Regions from separate parts of the Homo sapiens genome. Here all the other regions are linked to region 2. The links are chromatin contacts, found by Hi-C or POLR2A ChIA-PET in ENCODE. All regions are on one chromosome and are shown on one strand. Each heading gives the region's core, a stretch centred on a gene start or an enhancer-like site at or near the end of the contact. The rest is flanking DNA. Distances are from core to core; before and after follow the strand shown.

Region 1 (4,376 bases), core at 968-3,467, 3.9 Mb before region 2:
AACATGTTTAGAGAGATGAAGTCACATACACATAAGGGATTCAGGTACGACTGCGTCCAAATGCTGTGTTCTTTCCCTTAACCAATGAAACCTTGATCAACTGTAGGTTAAAACTACCCAGTTTTTTTTAATTAATAGAATGGAATAAGAAATAGCATAGCCAGACCGTGTGCCATGGCTCACGCCTGTAATCCCAGCACTTGGGAAGACCAAGGTGGGTGGAACAGGAGATCGAGATTGAGACCATCCTAGCCAACATGGGGAAACCCTGTCTACTAAAAATACAAAAATTAGCTGGGTGTGGTGGTGCGTGCCTGTAGTCCCAGCTACTTGGGAGGCTGAGGCAGGAGAATCGCTTGAACCTGGGAGGTGGAGGTTGAGGTTGCTGTGAGCCAAGATTTCGCCACTGCACTCCAGCCTGGAGACAGAGGGAGACTCCTTTAAAAAAAAAAAAAATAGCATAGCTAGAGCCTCAATATATGAAACTCAACATAGTTGAAACACTTCTTATAGTAGATCACCATGTCAGATGTAATTTATTCCTGTAGGTGTTGGACCAAAAAATTGACAAACACTGAACATATGTGTAGCCCCAGTTACACTTTTACTCACTGTGTAGATTTTAAAGTTGATCTAACAGATTTATTCATTTACAGTATAGGTATAAATATATCCTGACTCTACTTTTCTCTATTTCCTAGGAGGCTTTTGAAAATCAAATGAAATAATATATGTGGAAGAACACTTTGTAAACTTTCTATACAAGTGTTTTGTAAATTTGGATTTGGAGGCTATCCAAAAAAAAGTTGTAGATATTCTGAATTCAAAGAATTCTATAATGGGGTTCACTTTTGTGAGGCTGCCACTATCCCTTCATCCCCTATAACAACGTATGGCTGCTTAAGTAAGAGGGACAATCGAGTTTGAACTATTTGTGAACTTTGATTTTTTTGTGTGATCTTTCTGGCTCTTAAATATGAAAGTTGACTATTGTCACACAACAAAGTCCCTTCCCAAGCACTGGAGTGTCTTGCGCAAAACCCAAATCCAATGTCTGTCAAAAATGAGTTGGAAAAAAATGCATGCAATACCATTATTAAGCTCTTACTGGACACAAGCCCTAGTTAGGTCTTTTCTTCCAGTAACCAATCTCTAGAATTTTTTCAAGTCACTAGTTAGCATATACTGAATACCCATTTATATAGGCTACAAAACCAAATGTTACATAGGTAATCTTTAGGCTAAATGATTTGCTATTTATTCACTTGAATAAAGATAAAATTCCTAAAGTACAACATATATTTTTTATTTTCAAACTCTAATAGGTCAAGTGAAAAATGATTATTCAAATATACTCTTCTTTCTTGTGGAAACAATCCCTTTAATACGATAACAATTTTTTCTGGCGCTTGATTGAAGCTGTCCTTGAACAGACAAAATTTCCCCTGTCTTCCAGAAATCGTGCTTAGTTCAAACTAAAATGTGATGTAGCGCAATTTCTCAGCTGGAAGCAGAACGATTGGTCTTTTCAGGATCCTTTAAGATAGGAATCTACATTTGCATCCTCTATCTAGTTTTTGTTTTTTAGGACAAAGTCTGGCCTTTTCGTCCAGGCTGGAGTGCAGTGGCGCGATCTTCACTCACTGTAGCCTCCACCTCCTGGACTCAAGCAATTCCCGTGCCTCAGTCTCTCGAGTAGCTGGAACTACAGGCACACGCCACTACGCCTGGCTAATTAAAAAAAAAAAAAAAGAGACCGGGGGTCTCCCTATGTTGTTCAGGCTGATCTCGAACTCCTGGGGTCAAGCGATCCTCCCGCCAGGGCTTCTCAAAGTGCCAGGATCACAGGCGAGAGCCGCCGCGCCCAGCGGCACCCCCTATCTAGTGATAAGCAACCTTCAACTATGAAAGAAGCATCTGGCCTGTGGACACTGTCGGTTATCCTTGGAACTTATCCAATTTAGGAAAACAAGTGAGCAACTAACCCTCCAAGGCCGGCTCACGACACCGGGAGAAAGTGGTGTAAAAGACAATCGCGGCCACACACCGCGTGGGGGCTGCGCAAAGCAGAACTAGGAAGCTTTGCTCCGGTCTGGACTTCGTCCCTCCCAGATCTCTGAGCTAGCAAGCACTGCAGCCCGAGCCAATTGCGAAAGACCAACAAAGCCCAGCCCAGCGGAAGGAACGGTTTCGGAGTTGTTTTTCTTTGATACGGGAGTTCCTCCTTGCTCTCGCCCCTACTCTTTCTGGTGTTAGATCGAGCTACCCTCTAAAAGCAGTTTAGAGTGGTAAAAAAAAAAAAAAACACACCAAACGCTCGCAGCCACAAAAGGGATGAAATTTCTTCTGGACATCCTCCTGCTTCTCCCGTTACTGATCGTCTGCTCCCTAGAGTCCTTCGTGAAGCTTTTTATTCCTAAGAGGAGAAAATCAGTCACCGGCGAAATCGTGCTGATTACAGGAGCTGGGCATGGAATTGGGAGACTGACTGCCTATGAATTTGCTAAACTTAAAAGCAAGCTGGTTCTCTGGGATATAAATAAGGTAACAGTGTTTACTATGTTTTACTTTCTGGTACCTTTAATTTGTGGATGTGTCTGCATTTTGCTGGCAACCACCCTTTACCTCATCTCTGCAAAGCAGGGAGGAAAAAAAAATTAGTATTGCCATTTTGCAGATGGGAGGGCATGAATTAATATGTTGTATGATCACATGATAAACAGACCTAGAGGTTATAATAGTCCCAGTTACTGCCCCATTTGTAAATTGATCCCCATTTTTGCCCTAAGGATAACTCATAATTTTTTCCTGAACCTGATTTCATTGATCCCTCTATTTTAAAAATAGGGAAAAAACAATCGTTTTAGCTATATATTAAAAGAGTAAGAAGCTTGTACCTATTAAGAGAAAGTCCTACTTACTGTTAATGAGAAAAGTGGTTTGAAAGATTATACTCGCCGTTGGCTCACGCCTGTAATCCCAGCACTTTGGGAGTCCAAGGCAGGCGGATCGCGAGGTCAGGAGATCGAGACCATCCTAACACACTGAAACCCCGTCTCTACTAAAAATACCAAAAAAAAATTAGCCGGGCGTGGTGGCGGGCGTCTGTAGTCCCAGCTATTGGGGAGGCTGAGGCAGGAGAATGGCGGGAACCCCGCGGGGCGGAGGTTGCAGTGAGCCAAGATGGCGCCACTGCACTTCAGCCTGGGCGACAGAGCTAGACTCCGTCTCAAAAAACAAACAAAAAGATTATACTCAACAGAAACCAATGCTACATTGCCATAGTTATTGCCAAGAGTAATTTTAAAAAGCATCTTTTCCGGGAGGCTGAGGTGGGGGGTTGCTTGAGCCTGGGAGGTGGAGACTGCAGTGAGCTGTAAACGCCCCACTGCACTCCAGCCTGGGTGACAGAGTGAGACCCTGTCTCAAATTTTTTTAAAAAACATTTTTTACCACGTTTGACCTGTGATACTGAAGGAGTGGCGGGAAAGCATCTTTTAGTAAAAACAATAAAAGGGAAAAAAACTTTCAGTGTAATTTTTTACCTAGGACAAGTGTAGGTGTGGCTTAGGGAGGAGAAGAGGACCTAGAATCCAACCTTTTATTTGACCTTTGGTAGATGAACAAAGGGGTTTCTAGAAGATACCTGATGGCCTGAAACATTATCCATTACACACTAGTTGACATGCAATGCTGTAAACAATAATTCAAAGGATGTGAAGTTAAATGAGGGTTAACCCAGTGAGTGGCTGATGAAGACAGCAATCAACAAATAATGACTGTCTGCTGCTTAGACATTAGGGATAGGGTGACAAACAGAAAATAAGGTTCCATGACCTCAGTCTAGTAGGGAAAATGGACATTAAGTAATTACAAGTGCAGGCTGGATGCGGTGGCTCACACTTGTAATCCCAGCACTTTTGGAGGCCGAGGCGGGCAGATGACCTGAGGTCAGGAGTTCAAGACCAGCCTGGCTAACATGGTGAAACCCCATTTCTACCAAAAATACAAAAAATTAGTTGAGCGTGGTGGCGTGTACTTGTAATCCCAGCTACTCATGAGGCTGAGGCAGGAGAACTGCTTGAACCTGGGAGGCAGAGGTTGCAGTGAGCCGAGATCATGCCATTGCATTCCAGCTTGGGCAACAAGAGCAAAACTCTGTCTTAAAAATAAATAAATTAATTAAATTAAATTAATAAATAAAAAAGTAATTACAAGAGCAATGAAAAATACAACCCAGGTCCAGCCTGGACCAGCATGGTCAAGGTCTGGCATGGTGATATAGTCAGACACATCTGAGCTTTCGTTTTCTGATTGGGTAACTTACTCAACGTTTCCACAGCTTTAGTTCCTTTTCTGCAAAATGGATAAAATAA
Region 2 (4,330 bases), core at 1,734-4,233:
AGAGTTAGACAAGAGATAAGTAATATGTGAATCAGTGATATGGGTGGTGAGATAAAGAGATCAGCTTCACCAGATGAGCTTTTTCCAAAGTTCTGACCCTCACCAATTGAGAATTACTGCCACAGGGAGCTATTAAGATGTTTGGGGTAGTGAAAAAAACAGAGTGGAAATAACAGTAAGTGGGGGAAAGCCAAGGTGCTTTTACTTGAATAAAGCAGAGATAAGCTTATACATAGAATTATAACCAAATTTGAAATTATGAAGTTGCTAAAACAGTTACCTCTACAAAAGCCTGCTATAAACTGACTTGATTCTCTTTAAGCAGATCTATCAGAAGCAAAACCCTAAAATATAGTGAAGTAAAACCAGATCTCACCTGTACATTCTTATAATCTACATGCTTTCCACACAAGATACATTTCTTAAGAGGTTCTTTATAAGGATTTTCCATTGAAATGGGCTAGGGAAAAAAACGAAAAGTCTGATAATAGGATGTGTTAATTCTGAATTTTAAAAGGTTACTATTCTACATTCAAATCCATTCAAAGGATTAGTTATACCTTTCTTACTGTGTACATATTTTGTATAAGCACTTTATTTTGTTTTAGTTTAGCCTACGGATTAACGCATGGGAAGATTCTGGAATAAAGTACAATCTTCATAGAATAAAATTTTATGGCAGAACAAAAATGATGTCTGATAAGAAAGTGTTCCAATGCTTTGCTCAGATTGTAGATAATGAAAAAATTTTTAGATTTAAGGAAACTTACAACACAATAGATAACATATGCCATTCTTAAATGAGTACAATCCCTAATTTATCCATCCCCATGTCTCTATCAAGTATTTTATCACTATTTTTATACACAGATAATGGCCCATGACTTACTGTAATAAAAGGTTCTTTGACTTTATCACCCCAGGCTACTATATAAGTTTGTATCAGTCTTTTTGGCTTTTCTGTTACCACCACTGCCTCTAATGCTTTTGTCACAGTGCCTCCTTCCTACAGTCAGTATGGCTGTCTCCAGGATAGAGGTTCTTAATCTAGAAATGGCTTTGAAGCCCATGACTCCCTGTAATCGTATGCAAAACTTCAAATGAATGGGACTGTGTGCCTTTTTCTGTGGAGAGGGTCCATAACTTTGATTAGAGACAAAGTGGGATTTATGAACTAAAAAAGAAATAATGTCCCTTTACTTTCTTAAAGTATGGTGCATGGATTAGATTACCAAGACAGATGCTCAGAGAAACTAGACAAGTTCTTTTGTTTTTTCCAATTCCTCAAACTTTCCAATTTACATTCAGCTCACGTAACTACTCTTCAGCTCTGTGCCAAGTGCTTTGTATGGTCTAATTAGTGTCAAAATACCTTTGCATGTAGCAAGAACCTGTGCTTTCAGAAAGTCCATGTTAATACTATAGCCAACCTATAGCTAAGCTTTGTACAGTCTCTTTTCAGTTATCTAAAATTCTGCTCACCCAAACTACCTTTTAAAATTCCCATATCATTTGCTTACAAAGGGCTATGTAAAAAAAAAAAAAACAATTCCCAAATCACATATCCTTAAATTTAAGATCTAGGAAGAAAAATATGGTATTATAGCAGCTTTGCTTCTAATCTAGGAATTCCCCTACTTCAAAACTCAGCTGACTACATGACTACAATCAATTCATCATCATTTCTGAACTCAGAGTAATTATCAAATTGTTTTGTCCTACGGCAGAACTCTATTCAAGTAGCTAAAATAAAAGATGTTAGAGTCTAATACCAGATCTCGTTTTAAAAAGAAAAACATTTTGGTCATATTTGCAAAGGCCTTACTAATAGAAAAAAAAATTCTTACCAGGTCCTCATTGCTGGATACCTGTTGTGAACAACCTCTTCTCCAAAGCACTGCGATTAAACAGAAACAGCAATTAACCATTTCTTTTTCTTAGCTGAATAGCTAAAGATTTTTGTTTTTATGGAGACAGGATGAATTAAGGGACACGATATTAAAGAAAGGTTTTGTATTATATTCAGAATGGTTAAAAACTTTTATATTTGGGACAGAGTAAGACTCAACATGGGTGTGCTTTCCAGGGCTTAGGGGGAAAAGAACATATTTTCCCGCCCATACCTGCTCTTTCTGACATTTATTTTCCCTTCATTCCATGGTTAGAGAAAATTCTTAATGCAAATTCTTATAGGAGAAGCAACAGAAAGGCACTGTCATACCAAAAAGAAAGTAACAGACCCGTCCCAGAAAGAATTTATAGAGAAGCACAGAGAAGATAAAATTGCAAAAATTATGCAATTTTGTTCTGTTTGGGGACCTTAGACATCTGGAATTTGCTGCTGGGCGACTCTGGAAATGTCCCTTCCTCACTAAGATTATCCAGAGATCTTAGGAAAGTCTCTGCTTTTTAAGAACCACTCCAACTTCCTCATACGTTTAAATACTTTAAAGGAGTGGATTAGACGACACTAAAACAGTCAAAGGCAATTACAGATTCCCACCCATCTTGGAGAAACTTAATCGCCTAGAAACCAGAGTCGTTTTGCTAACAGGGACGACTCTAACCATTAGGACTAAGGTTAATGCCTGCAGCGCTACAATGGAGCATAGGATATGGAGACTTTACCCGTGTGAGTCCCGGGATGTGTAAGGCTGACAGCAGCCGTTACCAAGTGTGTCAACTTCTTCCTCCCTAGACCACCGCAAACAGCAACCACAGCGGCCATGGTTCCGCGTTTCTTCCACTTCCTTTCGTTCCAAATCGTTCCGAAAGGCCCCTTCCGCTGCTCTTCCCCTGTGGGCTCGAGTACCCCGTTCAAAGGTTCCGCAGGAGAACGCTGAGGACCCGCGAGAGTAGGTGAGGTTTTTCAATACGCATGCGCAGCACCTTTCTGTTCGTGCCCTCCCTACGCGGCAGGTCACGTGAGGCTTATGATTGGACAGGGTAGAAGTTTATGCGTGCTTCCGGTCCGCGAGCCCTGAGAGCTAACTTGGGGTCTTTTCCCAAGGTGGATGTAGAAGCGGGCTCCGGCGTCCCACTCTCCCTTCCATATGGGCTTAGCGTCTGGGTCACTGAGAACGACGTCTGAATAGGGCCCTGGGTCCTTGCCATGGATGAATGTGGTTCCCGCATCCGCCGGCGGGTGTCTCTCCCCAAAAGGAACCGTCCAAGCTTGGGGTGTATTTTTGGCGCTCCCACCGCGGCCGAGCTCGTGCCCGGAGATGAGGGGAAAGAGGAGGAGGAAATGGTGGCTGAGAACAGGAGGCGGAAAACCGCGGGCGTACTGCCGGTTGAGGTACAGCCCCTTCTACTCTCAGATTCCCCGGAATGTCTCGTCCTTGGAGGTGGTGATACAAACCCGGACCTCCTACGTCACATGCCCACTGACAGAGGGGTGGGAGACCAGGTACGGAGGACTTGGAACTTGAAACTGCAAACTTTTGGCATCCTTCCCAGATGCAAAGAGTTGACCAGTTTTATCGCCTTCGTTTACTTCTCTCGTCTTCGTTACCACTGTTAATCGGCACTTAGGAGGTATTGATTGCCTTGTTATTTACATTTCTATATAAATATGAAATGTAAACCCCGAGACATAAAAGTTGTGCACGCAGCAGTTAAGTGGCATGACTGAGACACAAATCTAGGCTTCCAGATAACTGCAGCTCCTACTGTACAAATAAAATCTGCTGTTTATTGAAGACCCGTTATGTTAAGCTAGTTATATTATCTAGATTTTACGACAGTAATCAGGCCCTGAAAAGTTGAGATAGTACAGTTCTTGCTCCAAATCCTGTTGTCTTAATCACTTTACTATATTGCTGCCTCCAGGTTTGTGTGTCTTCTGTGTAGCAGACCACTCCAAGTCAGTATTCAGTTTCTCAGTCTCAATTCCAAATTCCTAGGAACTCCTTGGAGTGTCTAGTGGTACAACCATGTTTCTGTTAGAGGCCAGTCACTGTAGATTGTAGTCTGGGAGGGAAGCGCTGCAGTTATCAGAAACTTCGAATGCGCTGACATTTCAGTAGACGTCTACCAGTCTTCCTGCTGTTTTAGTACAGCTTTAAGAATTACAATCTGGCCGTGTGCAGTGGCTCATGCCTATAATCCCAGTGCTTTAGGAGGCAGAGATGGGAGGATCACTTAAGCCCAGAAGTTCGCGTTCAAAACCAGCCTAGGCAACAGAGACCCAGTCTCTACAAAAAAAAAAAAAAATTTTTTTTTCTTAATTAGCCGGGTGTGGTGGCCTGCACCTGTAGTCCTAGCTACTTGGGAGGCTGAGGCAGGAGGATCGCTTGAGCCCAGGATGTCAAGACTGCAGTGAGCTGTG
Region 3 (4,217 bases), core at 531-3,030, 3.5 Mb before region 2:
AACACTGAAACAGGGCCATGCCTAGGTATTCTTCGGCCCCAAAGAAAAAAAACTAGACTCTGGGTCCAAAGGTCTTTTTCGTGACTTTTATCCCCACCCAGAGGCCAACACCACGCAGGTCTGAGAGAGGTAACCCACGGCCACCTACCTTCTACACACACCGCACGACCTTGCTCTGAAATAATCTTGCACAAGCAAAATTCTCCACGCCTCTCAGACTCCTACCTAACGTTTCTGTGCTTCAGTTTCTGAGCTCTTCTCACTTTGCAACTGTCCCAGGGAACACTGGGTCTTCGCCTTAATTTACAAGTTTGCACTGAAGGTTTTAAATCAGTCTGATTTCCCCGTGGTGAGTCACACCCCGCAACGTGCACCAAGGGGGAGGGTGTTTAAAATTATCTCCGGCTCCACCCTTAAAACAAATCACTTGGCTGCAAGGCCTTTCCCCCTAACAGAGACTGGTTCAAGGGAGATTCGGACACATCTCCACCTCCAAAGCCAAGTGCCTTCCCGGGATGATCTGCATAACAATTTGCGGGTGCTGGTGGTGGAGAAGCTCCGGGAAGAGAAAACTAGCCGGACGGTATCGAACCGCCCGCAGGCCCGTCGCAGCTCCATTAATGCAACTACCATTACACTAAGGTAACGTGTGATTCACACTCTCCACCTTCTCTCCCCTCTCATTCGCTGGCTCCGGCGCTCGCACCGTCGGAGGGTGGGGTTGCGACGGCCACAGAGGATGGGACACCCGAGGGAAAAAAGCATTATCAAGAGAAATTAACCAGTCCCATACTAAAGACGCCTCTCCCTCTGTCCCTGAAGTTAAGTCTCAGAAGGTGGCTCCAACTCCTCCCCGGAGGCTACGGACCACCGACACACGCCTCCCTCCTGCTCTCAGCGAGACGCGGCGGGAAGCCCTCATCTCTCTCCACGACAGGCACAGGGAAGGGTCCCGGGGTGCAGGAGAGAAGAACCCCACTTTTCCCCGCCCCCTCCCCCCGAGAAACTTCTGGGACTCATTACGCAACTCAAGTAGCAGGTCCCAACAACGGGACAGCTCTCCGCAAAACGCGGGGTGCACAGGCAAACGTCTGACTTGGGGGCTGCGCGTGAGGGAGGAGCATGGGTCTCTTCCCATGTCCCCGTCCCCTGTTTTTCTACGCGCTACCTGCCGCGGGATCGCAAGTAGGGCGGTGAGAGCTCTGAGCCCTAGCCCGTTCTCCCCGAGGGCTCCCACCGGAAAAGTGGGAACGCCAGCGACTTGAGTCAGCGTGCTGGGAAGCCGGCAGAGAGGCGGGGAGAGCCTCGGCTTCCGAGAAGTCCGCGGCGGCGGCGTCGGGGGCCGGGCGGATCGACCCCCAGCCCTGGGTGGCGCAGGGCTGCGCTCACCTTCCAGACCCTTCCGTCCTCTAGTCCCGGGTCGGGCGCCCTCGTCACCTCCGCCCTCCCCTGACCTGTTGCGGTGGGAAAGGGCGCAAGTGCGGACGACGCAGGGGAGCGCCTCCTCCCGGGGCTCGGCTGCGGAACCGCGGAGGCAAAGGTGCAGCTGCGGCCGCAACGCGCGCAGGCGGCGGCCGAGTGCGCAGGGGCCGCGCGCGCCCGTCGCTCGCTAGCTGGCTGGCAAGCTCAGCACGCCGGCTGCCCGGGACGCCCCGAGGCCACGCCCTCCGCGCGAGGCCCCGCCCCCACCCCCACCTCCCGAGCTGCGGTACCGGGTTCCGCCCCGGCCCGCGCCCTCTAGCTGGCGCCACCCAAGCGGCAAGGGACGTCGCGGCCCTCCCGGGATTGGTGGGAGGATCGTGGGGGAGCGGCAGCTCAGGACGGAATACGGCAATGACCGCCCCGGTCGCGAGGGTGACCCTGCCCCGGGCTGCTGTGGGGGCGCAAGAACCCTTTCACTTTACGGCGAGATTAAGCTCAGGGTCAAGTTCTGAGCAAAAAGTGTCAAGGAGCCTTTTTGCAACCTCCTATAATATTGAAACAGATTCTGTGCCCTTTAAAGGAGATAATAACTAACATCTGGGGAGCGCTTTACAATTTAGAAAAGGCCTTTCACACACAGGCCTGTTTCATCTTCACAACAATCTTATAAAACAGATATATTGTTCCCATTTCCCAAATAATGAAACGGAAGCGCCGAAAAGTAAGTATTGTGCTCAATGTCACAGGCTACTAAGTGGCATGGGAAACCAGGTCTCCTGAATCTAGCCTCCGGGTTTCTGCTCTCCACCAGCCCAACCTCAGAAAATTCTAATAGGTGCAGGGGGCTTTGGCAAATAGACCCATGGGAAGAAGGGGAAACTTATGTCTAGTTAAGTCGCTGCCCGATTCCTGCTGTAAACATACCAAGGAAAGCAACAGGCTGTCTTCATTGTGTTGTCGCACCTTCCTTCCTGAAAGGGACGCAGAAAGATTACATCAAATGGCCCAGATGAGATTTCGCCGACAGTATTTTATGGTTTAAAATGGGTGAAATTATTTGGATGAAGAAAAGCGCCTTACTTAAATTTAATATGATGTGTAATGTAAATTGGTATAATGTGTGAAAATAAGCCCCTCCCTGCCTTCTCTGCCTTTTCTCTTTTTAATTTTGTTTGTCTCTACTGCTCTGCTCAACTCTTTTATTGTCCACATAATTGAAAACCTAATTGATGGATATTTGCATTTCCAAATTAAACCTTTGGCTACTTGACTTAATTTCCCATGGATTGTTTTCCAAAATATAACTCTTCGCCCTACTCCATATCCTCCCATCGGGAGATTGGTTTACCTAGACAGCTAAAATAATTAAGGTGTCCCTGATGAAACCTGGTGGTGTATCTATCTAAGATGAAAGTTCTGGTCATCCCTGAGCAGGATGGGACAGGAGTCATCTCTTACAAAGTGTTTGTACACCTTTTAAAGGTTTCTAACAGAGACTGATCTCTATTCTAATCAATAACAAGTATTTTAACGTTTTTGCTATATAATGAATACATTTCATTGTGAAATATATATTAGCATGGTAATATTTTATAATCTGAAAACTTTTACCACTTCTATCTAAAATGTTTTCCTTTTTTGTGTTCTTTTTGTGTCATCCCATAGTATCTCCTATAGGGCTCTTCAAACTGTGGTCAACTTAGTAAATGATGTTGACAGTGGAAGTGTGATCATTTTATTTTCCTGCCTTTGGAATTGAAGATTGTAATTTTGCAAAAATTTTGTTGAAGATGATGTAGCTTTGGTTCAGAGAGTAAGTCATTCCATTTATATCAATATTCTTAAGGCAATGTGCTAGGTGACGAGCCATATTGATGACAAAGACAGAGCTCCTATTTTCATGACATTCCAGTGTGGTGGCAGAAACAAGCAAGTAAATAATTCCAGTACACACTTCTGTTGATTTATTTCGTGAATGGTGACTGGCTATTTAAAAAGACTAAATCAAATTAATTTTCTGATAATGAATAAAAAAGGATAGCCATGCCAGTGAGTTATTATTATTTTTTAAGTTGCCTTTCTCTCTCTTCTGCTGGTCATCTTATATAAATAGTCAATAAGAAGGCTATTTTAAAAAGTGATTACACTATATCTACTTTAAAAAATTTTTTATATCTACTTTTTAAATTTCAGACATAAACAAAAGGAGAGTAATTATGTAATGGAGTTGCAGATATTTAACTTTGTTAGCTACACTTTCCTCCATCATCTTCCTTACAAGAATTCTTAAATTACATTTTTAGCACACTCAATGAAATTCCAGCACTTTCTTAATTTTGACAACCTAATCTCATACATTTCAGATTATGTTTCTAATAAGATGAAGCATGTTTCTGACATCGGTGCTTTTTTTTTTTTTTAACAGAACCCCCCCACCCCCCCAAATAAATCTCCCTTTTAAATATGATGATGGGACTTTTTAGGTGCTTCTTCATATGAGGGCTCCTGGGATGTTACCTGACAATTTTCAGCCATGATTTTACTTAAAATTTAAAAACAAATTAGTTAAACCCCTGGGACTCATAGAAGCTCACAGGATGTATTCTCAGAGCACCTAAACAGCCCATGAGGAGGGAAGACAACATTAAGATAGAGGCAGGTGAGGAATGTGCCCAGCATCACAACATGGACAACTGTTTGGTCAAACTGAAGTACTTCTAAACTCTGCAGTTGTGCAAGATCCAAGCATTTTAAGCCAGCAGTTTAAATTATGTTCCTCCAAATGACTGCATGTA
Region 4 (4,866 bases), core at 1,060-3,559, 4.5 Mb after region 2:
CTGTTATTAGTCTTATTCTACCAATAAGAAAACTGAGGCTCAGAGAGGTTAAGTTACCTGCACTAGGACATGTATTAATAGTTAGTAAATGATTGAACACAAATTCGAACTTAAGTAAATGGCTTCAAAGTCCAATATCTTAATCACTAAGCCATACTGCTTCTCAAAAATCAACCAATATTACTAGCATAATAATAATAGGTATTATGAGTGATTATTGTATGTTGTCAGGGTTCAGAACACCACACCCACCCCAAAGTGTGGTGCTTTGACATGCTGAGTACTTTAAAGGAGACTGGGAAGGCCTCAAAACTAAGGTCTCTCTGAACTTCTTTCCGTCCTCCTTTCTTCCTTTTCCTGTTCTTCCCAAGTGGGTCTTACAACCTAGAATTTCTCTCCCTAAAGGAAGCCATAAAACCTAGTAAGGGGCCGGGCGTGGTGGCTCACGCCTGTAATCTCAGCACTTTGGGAGGCTGAGGCAGGCATATTGTTTGAGGTCAGGAGTTCAAGGGCAGCCTGTCCAACATGGTGAAACCCCATCTCTACGAAAAGTACAAAAATTAGCCGGGCATGGTGGTGGGTGCCTGTAGTCCCAGCTACTCGGGAGGATGAGGCAGGAGAATTGCTTGTACCCGGGAGGTGGAGATTGCGTGACCCGAGATTGTGCCACTGCACTCCAGCCTGGGCTTCAGAGTGAGACTCTGTCTTCCCCCAACAACAACAACAACAAAAAATCTAGTAAGGTTACTTTCTGACTGTCCCTGCCTTTCCGTGGTCACAAAGGAGTTCTGACTTACCTCACCTGAAACTAGGTCATAAAACCCTCATTCTAGAGAGTTCCTGCCCCATACTCTGAGGCCAAGAATTTGAATGAACTGGCCTTGCTAGCTAGGATCCCCCCTCAGTTTATTATCATTAGATGATGCCCCCTTTCAATCATGTTTCTCCACAACTATCCACTCCTTTCATCAGACTTAGCATAAAAAGCCCATTTTTTCCTGGGTCTTTGTGTCTTCATTTCTGAAGACTCCTCTGTCACATAAAACTGTGTTAAATGAATTTATTATCCCTTTTCTTGTTAATTTTTATTATTTATTTTTTGAGACAAAGTCTCGCTTTGTCACCCAGACTGGAGTGCAGTGGCACAAACATGGCTCACTGCAGCCTCGACCTCCCAGGCTCAAGCAACCCTCTCACTTCAGCCCAGAATAGTTTGGGACTACAGGCGCCCATCACCACACCCGACTAATTTTTGTTTTTTGTTTGTTTGGTTGGTTTTTTTTGTAGCGACAGCGTCTCACTATGTTACCCAGGCTGGTCTCCAACTCCTGGGCATAAGCAATCCGCCTGCCTCGGCCTTCCAAAATGTTGGGATTACAGGCATGAGCCACCTGCGCCTGGCTTCTCTTAATTTTTTTCATAGGAATGTCAGCTGTGAACCTTGTGATAAGTGAGGACAAGATATTTTTCTTGCCCTTACAATGCCAAACAATGGACTAAGCGTTCTATTATACACATACGGTACTCAAACTGATGTTTTGCCCTGTTGCCATTATAAGTAAACACTTGCATTACAGTAAATAGCCAGAAACAAAGCTGCAACACTTCCTGTAAACGCTACTATAGCCGCACTCCACAGGATTTTTTAATATGTTCTATATTATTCAGTTAAGTAGATATTCTCATTTCCATTGTGATTTCTTCATCAGCCCTTGAAATATTTGGTGTATTGCTCCTATTCCAGACGTGGAGACTTTTAGTTTTCTTGTTACTCTAGTTTAATTCTACTGTGATCAGAGAACATAACGCTGAAAGGGGTCGGAGTTTTGAATGCACGGGGGCTTTCCTTTATGGCTCAGGATGTGCTCGATGCTGGTGTATGTTCCACGTGCATCAGGTTTCCTCTCTTTCCAATTATCGTGCTAAGAGCTGACTTCAGCTTAGAAATCCTCAAAGTCCCTTCTGACACTAAGTGTGTGTAATTCCAAGCATAAACTAAACGGTAATTACCTCGAACTTTTCTTCCTGTTAACTCTTTTCCTCTTGATTTTTCAAAATGCAGCAACTATTACTTCTAATAAAAAAACAGAAAAAGAAAAAAAATCCACTTGTATTCGCCTGTAGCTCTGTGCTTTCGGCTCTTCTCATATGCAAACGAAGACCCCAGGCGCCGCCAAAACACAGCGTGAGAGACGCCCGGGAGCCCGGGCCGCCGCCAGCGCACGCTCGAGCACACCCGGGCGCGCCCCAGCACCCTGCCCCTCCCAGCTAGGGCTGAGGGGCGGGGCCGCCGCGGCGCGCTGACGTCAGAGGAGGCTGCGACGCTGCCGGGTCCGCCGCGGCGCTGGCGGCAGTGGCCGGTGTGAGCGCAGAGCCGGGCCCTGGGCAGCAGCGGCAGCGCGGTAGGACCTCGCGCAGCGTCCGCGGGCTCCGGGGCGGGGGCGCCAGCGGCGAAGCCCCCTCCCCGGGGAGGCGGGACCTGGGGGAGCTCCCGAGCCGGGGAGCGGCGGCGGCCGGGAACGATGCATCAGAAGCTGCTGAAGAGCGCGCATTACATCGAGCTGGGCAGCTACCAGTACTGGCCGGTCCTGGTGCCCCGTGGCATCCGCCTGTACACCTACGAGCAGATCCCCGGGTCCCTCAAGGACAACCCGTACATCACCGACGGCTACCGGGCCTACCTGCCGTCCAGGCTGTGTATCAAAAGGTACGGTCTGGCTGCCTCCGCCTGGAGTGCCCCCTTCTCTCACCTACACCCTTTTTGTCTGGTCCCCCTTCTGCTTTCCCCGCCTTTCTGCTTGCCCATCATTTCCTCGCCGCCCCATCCTTTTCATCCCTTTTTGCCGCCTCTCCTCCCCCGTTATCTCCCCTTACCTGGCCGGGGTACTTGGTCCACGGAATAATCATGATAGTAACAGTGATCATAATTACAGCTCTCCTATGACGCTTTGCTCTTTACAAAGGGCTTTTACATCCTTTATTCGGTTTGTTCGGCTCATTGAGATATATATTGAAATGGGGCTGAGCCATATTTGCCCGGTGTATACCTTTCTTTTTAGAGCAACACTGTGGGAATTCAGTAGCTTTGGGCCAGATAAGTGCCTGTATAATAGGAAACAAGTTAACATATACACCCGAGATTTATTCATTTGGCAAATACTTATGGAGCCCATGCAGAAAAAAAAGCAAACATGGCCCTTGTTTTCATGAAGCTACTAAGGTGTAGCCTGGGTAACAGACATTAAATAGATAATTACACAATTACATAATAACCATTGTGGAAAAAATGCTGTGTAGGAAAAGTACTGTGGTAAAGAGAGCTCATAACGGGCACCCAGTCTCCACTAGAGCACCACAGAAGCATCTCTAAGAAAGAAATTTCTTTATCATTTTAAACCTTTAAAACCACAGTCCCTTGAAAATCCGTGTTTTAAAAAAACAAAACTGAAAAATAACTATTCTAGTTCTTGGAGTAACTGTCCAAACTTACTACCTGTACTAAAATACAGGACCTCTGCTTCAGGAGAATTAAGATACAGGTGTTGGTTAGCTCCAGGTCGCTGTAGTGGCAAACCCTAGTGCCAGAATGTGGGCTGTTGAATTGCTCAAGCGGCAACCACATGTCTGATTCTTGATTTTTCCAGCATTGTCTTTTCCTGCCCTTCTTTCCTTTTGTCCTGCCATGAAAGTGTTTCTGTGACTCATGGTCACAAGGTGACATCACTGCCCATCCCTACTTGGCTTGAATGGATGGCCCTTAGGATTCACAACTTGAAGCGTAATTACCGTTTTCCTCCCCAGTGCCTCCTGTGCATGAGTAAATTACACAGCTGAGTTCTGCTGTGGATCTGGAGTTCCACAAGAATAGGGCAAGCAGTGAATTGCCTTAAATATTTTCTACTCAACTAGCAGTGGTCTTCTGCGTTCTGATGTTAGGGTCCAAATCTCATGGAGTGGAAAATTAAGTATAGAGCATTAGCTCTTGAGCTATTGAGTCAAAGACTTTAGTATCCAAATCTGCCACTTAACAGCTCTGAGACCTGGAGCAAAATGTAACCTCACTGAGCCTCATTATACCCACATATAAAAATGAGGGTAATCACAGTATCTGCTTCCAGAGGTAAAAAAAGATTCAGTAAGATTCTGTGTGTGAAATGCTATACATGGCCTGGAACCTAATAAGCCGTCAATAAATGGTGATTGTTGTCATCACCAGTGGTTGTGAAGCTGAACAGATGATGATAATGAAGATGATTATTTGATTTTAAAACTGAACAGAATACGAAGATGTGGTGCTGGACTCCTGTTAACTTCAATAAGGATGGCACCAGGTTCGAAAGACGGAAGAAGAGACCCAAAGCCAGTAAACAAGACATAGGGTTTTACTAGGGTAATTTACAGAGAGGTCCAGTGACAGTGGCCTGAACGGGAGAACCTCTGCCGCCTGCAGAAAGCATGCAGTTTAAATAGCATTTTTACTTAGCACCCTTCCCCCTAACAACCTCCATCTGGTAATCTTCATTTGCAAAACAAAAGGCCTCCATCCCATGTACAGTCAGCATTCCATGAGATGGGACAGGGGCTCAGATGTTCCTCATAGATAAGGAATCAGTCTAAGGGTTGGCCGTGCTTGGAATTGTAAACACACATTCAAGTGTGTTTTTCATATAGGGTCATTCTCAGGGTATGCTTAAGATACTGCTGTCAGGTGTGTCTACTGTGCAGGAGACACCTAACTTTTCGTACAGTAAGAGTAGATTCTTTATTGGAGATGTTCTTGCCTTCCCACCAGCCTTATCTTTTCCAAGTTTAGCCTTTGCCCTCTCTCCTTTTGGCTTTCAGGAGTGACGGGGACAGATTTTGGAT

What was found. Hi-C counts contacts between places; a loop is a spot of excess contacts on that map. ChIA-PET counts read pairs that join two places held with the same protein, here RNA polymerase II (POLR2A). Pooled maps may share reads with other maps.
Region 1: a pooled map shows a loop between it and region 2 (9-fold over the local background). The contact joins the promoter of HSD17B11 here to the promoter of HELQ in region 2. A Hi-C loop is called at or near these places in 6 of 50 pooled maps.
Region 3: a loop to region 2 is called in a map of CD8-positive, alpha-beta T cell, with 7 times the contacts of the local background. The contact joins the promoter of AFF1-AS1 here to the promoter of HELQ in region 2. A Hi-C loop is called at or near these places in 1 of 168 maps with a recorded cell type or tissue (CD8-positive, alpha-beta T cell), 2 of 37 single-sample maps with no recorded cell type and 7 of 50 pooled maps.
Region 4: a loop to region 2 is called in a map of CD4-positive, alpha-beta memory T cell, with 10 times the contacts of the local background. The contact joins the promoter of PAQR3 here to the promoter of HELQ in region 2. A Hi-C loop is called at or near these places in 1 of 168 maps with a recorded cell type or tissue (CD4-positive, alpha-beta memory T cell) and 7 of 50 pooled maps. POLR2A ChIA-PET finds 5 or more read pairs at or near these places in 1 of 52 experiments (naive thymus-derived CD8-positive, alpha-beta T cell).

What each region holds. Positions count from the first base shown.
Region 1 is chr4:87,389,029-87,393,404 of GRCh38, reverse strand. HSD17B11 (hydroxysteroid 17-beta dehydrogenase 11) reads left to right here and starts at 2,217. Exons shown (of 7, transcript NM_016245.5): 1 at 2,217-2,544. The coding sequence starts at 2,335. RefSeq lists enhancers at 1,350-1,922, 1,936-2,005.
Region 2 is chr4:83,454,476-83,458,805 of GRCh38, reverse strand. It overlaps HELQ (helicase, POLQ like), which reads left to right and starts at 2,983. Exons shown (of 18, transcript NM_133636.5): 1 at 2,983-3,409. The coding sequence starts at 3,113. It overlaps MRPS18C (mitochondrial ribosomal protein S18C), which reads right to left and starts at 2,748. Exons shown (of 6, transcript NM_016067.4): 1 at 2,629-2,748; 2 at 1,848-1,897; 3 at 377-460. The coding sequence starts at 2,728. RefSeq lists enhancers at 2,696-2,990, 2,977-3,086, 3,427-3,476, 2,905-3,735.
Region 3 is chr4:86,932,413-86,936,629 of GRCh38, reverse strand. It overlaps AFF1-AS1 (AFF1 antisense RNA 1), which reads left to right and starts at 1,780. Exons shown (of 3, transcript NR_038841.1): 1 at 1,780-2,143; 2 at 3,088-3,235. It overlaps AFF1 (ALF transcription elongation factor 1), which reads right to left and starts at 1,619. Exons shown (of 21, transcript NM_001166693.3): 1 at 1,390-1,619. It also overlaps a transcript of C4orf36 not described here. RefSeq lists enhancers at 185-304, 160-701, 702-1,243 and silencers at 556-694, 1,165-1,914.
Region 4 is chr4:78,936,881-78,941,746 of GRCh38, reverse strand. PAQR3 (progestin and adipoQ receptor family member 3) reads left to right here and starts at 2,309. Exons shown (of 6, transcript NM_001040202.2): 1 at 2,309-2,707. The coding sequence starts at 2,523. RefSeq lists silencers at 2,130-2,619, 2,710-2,779.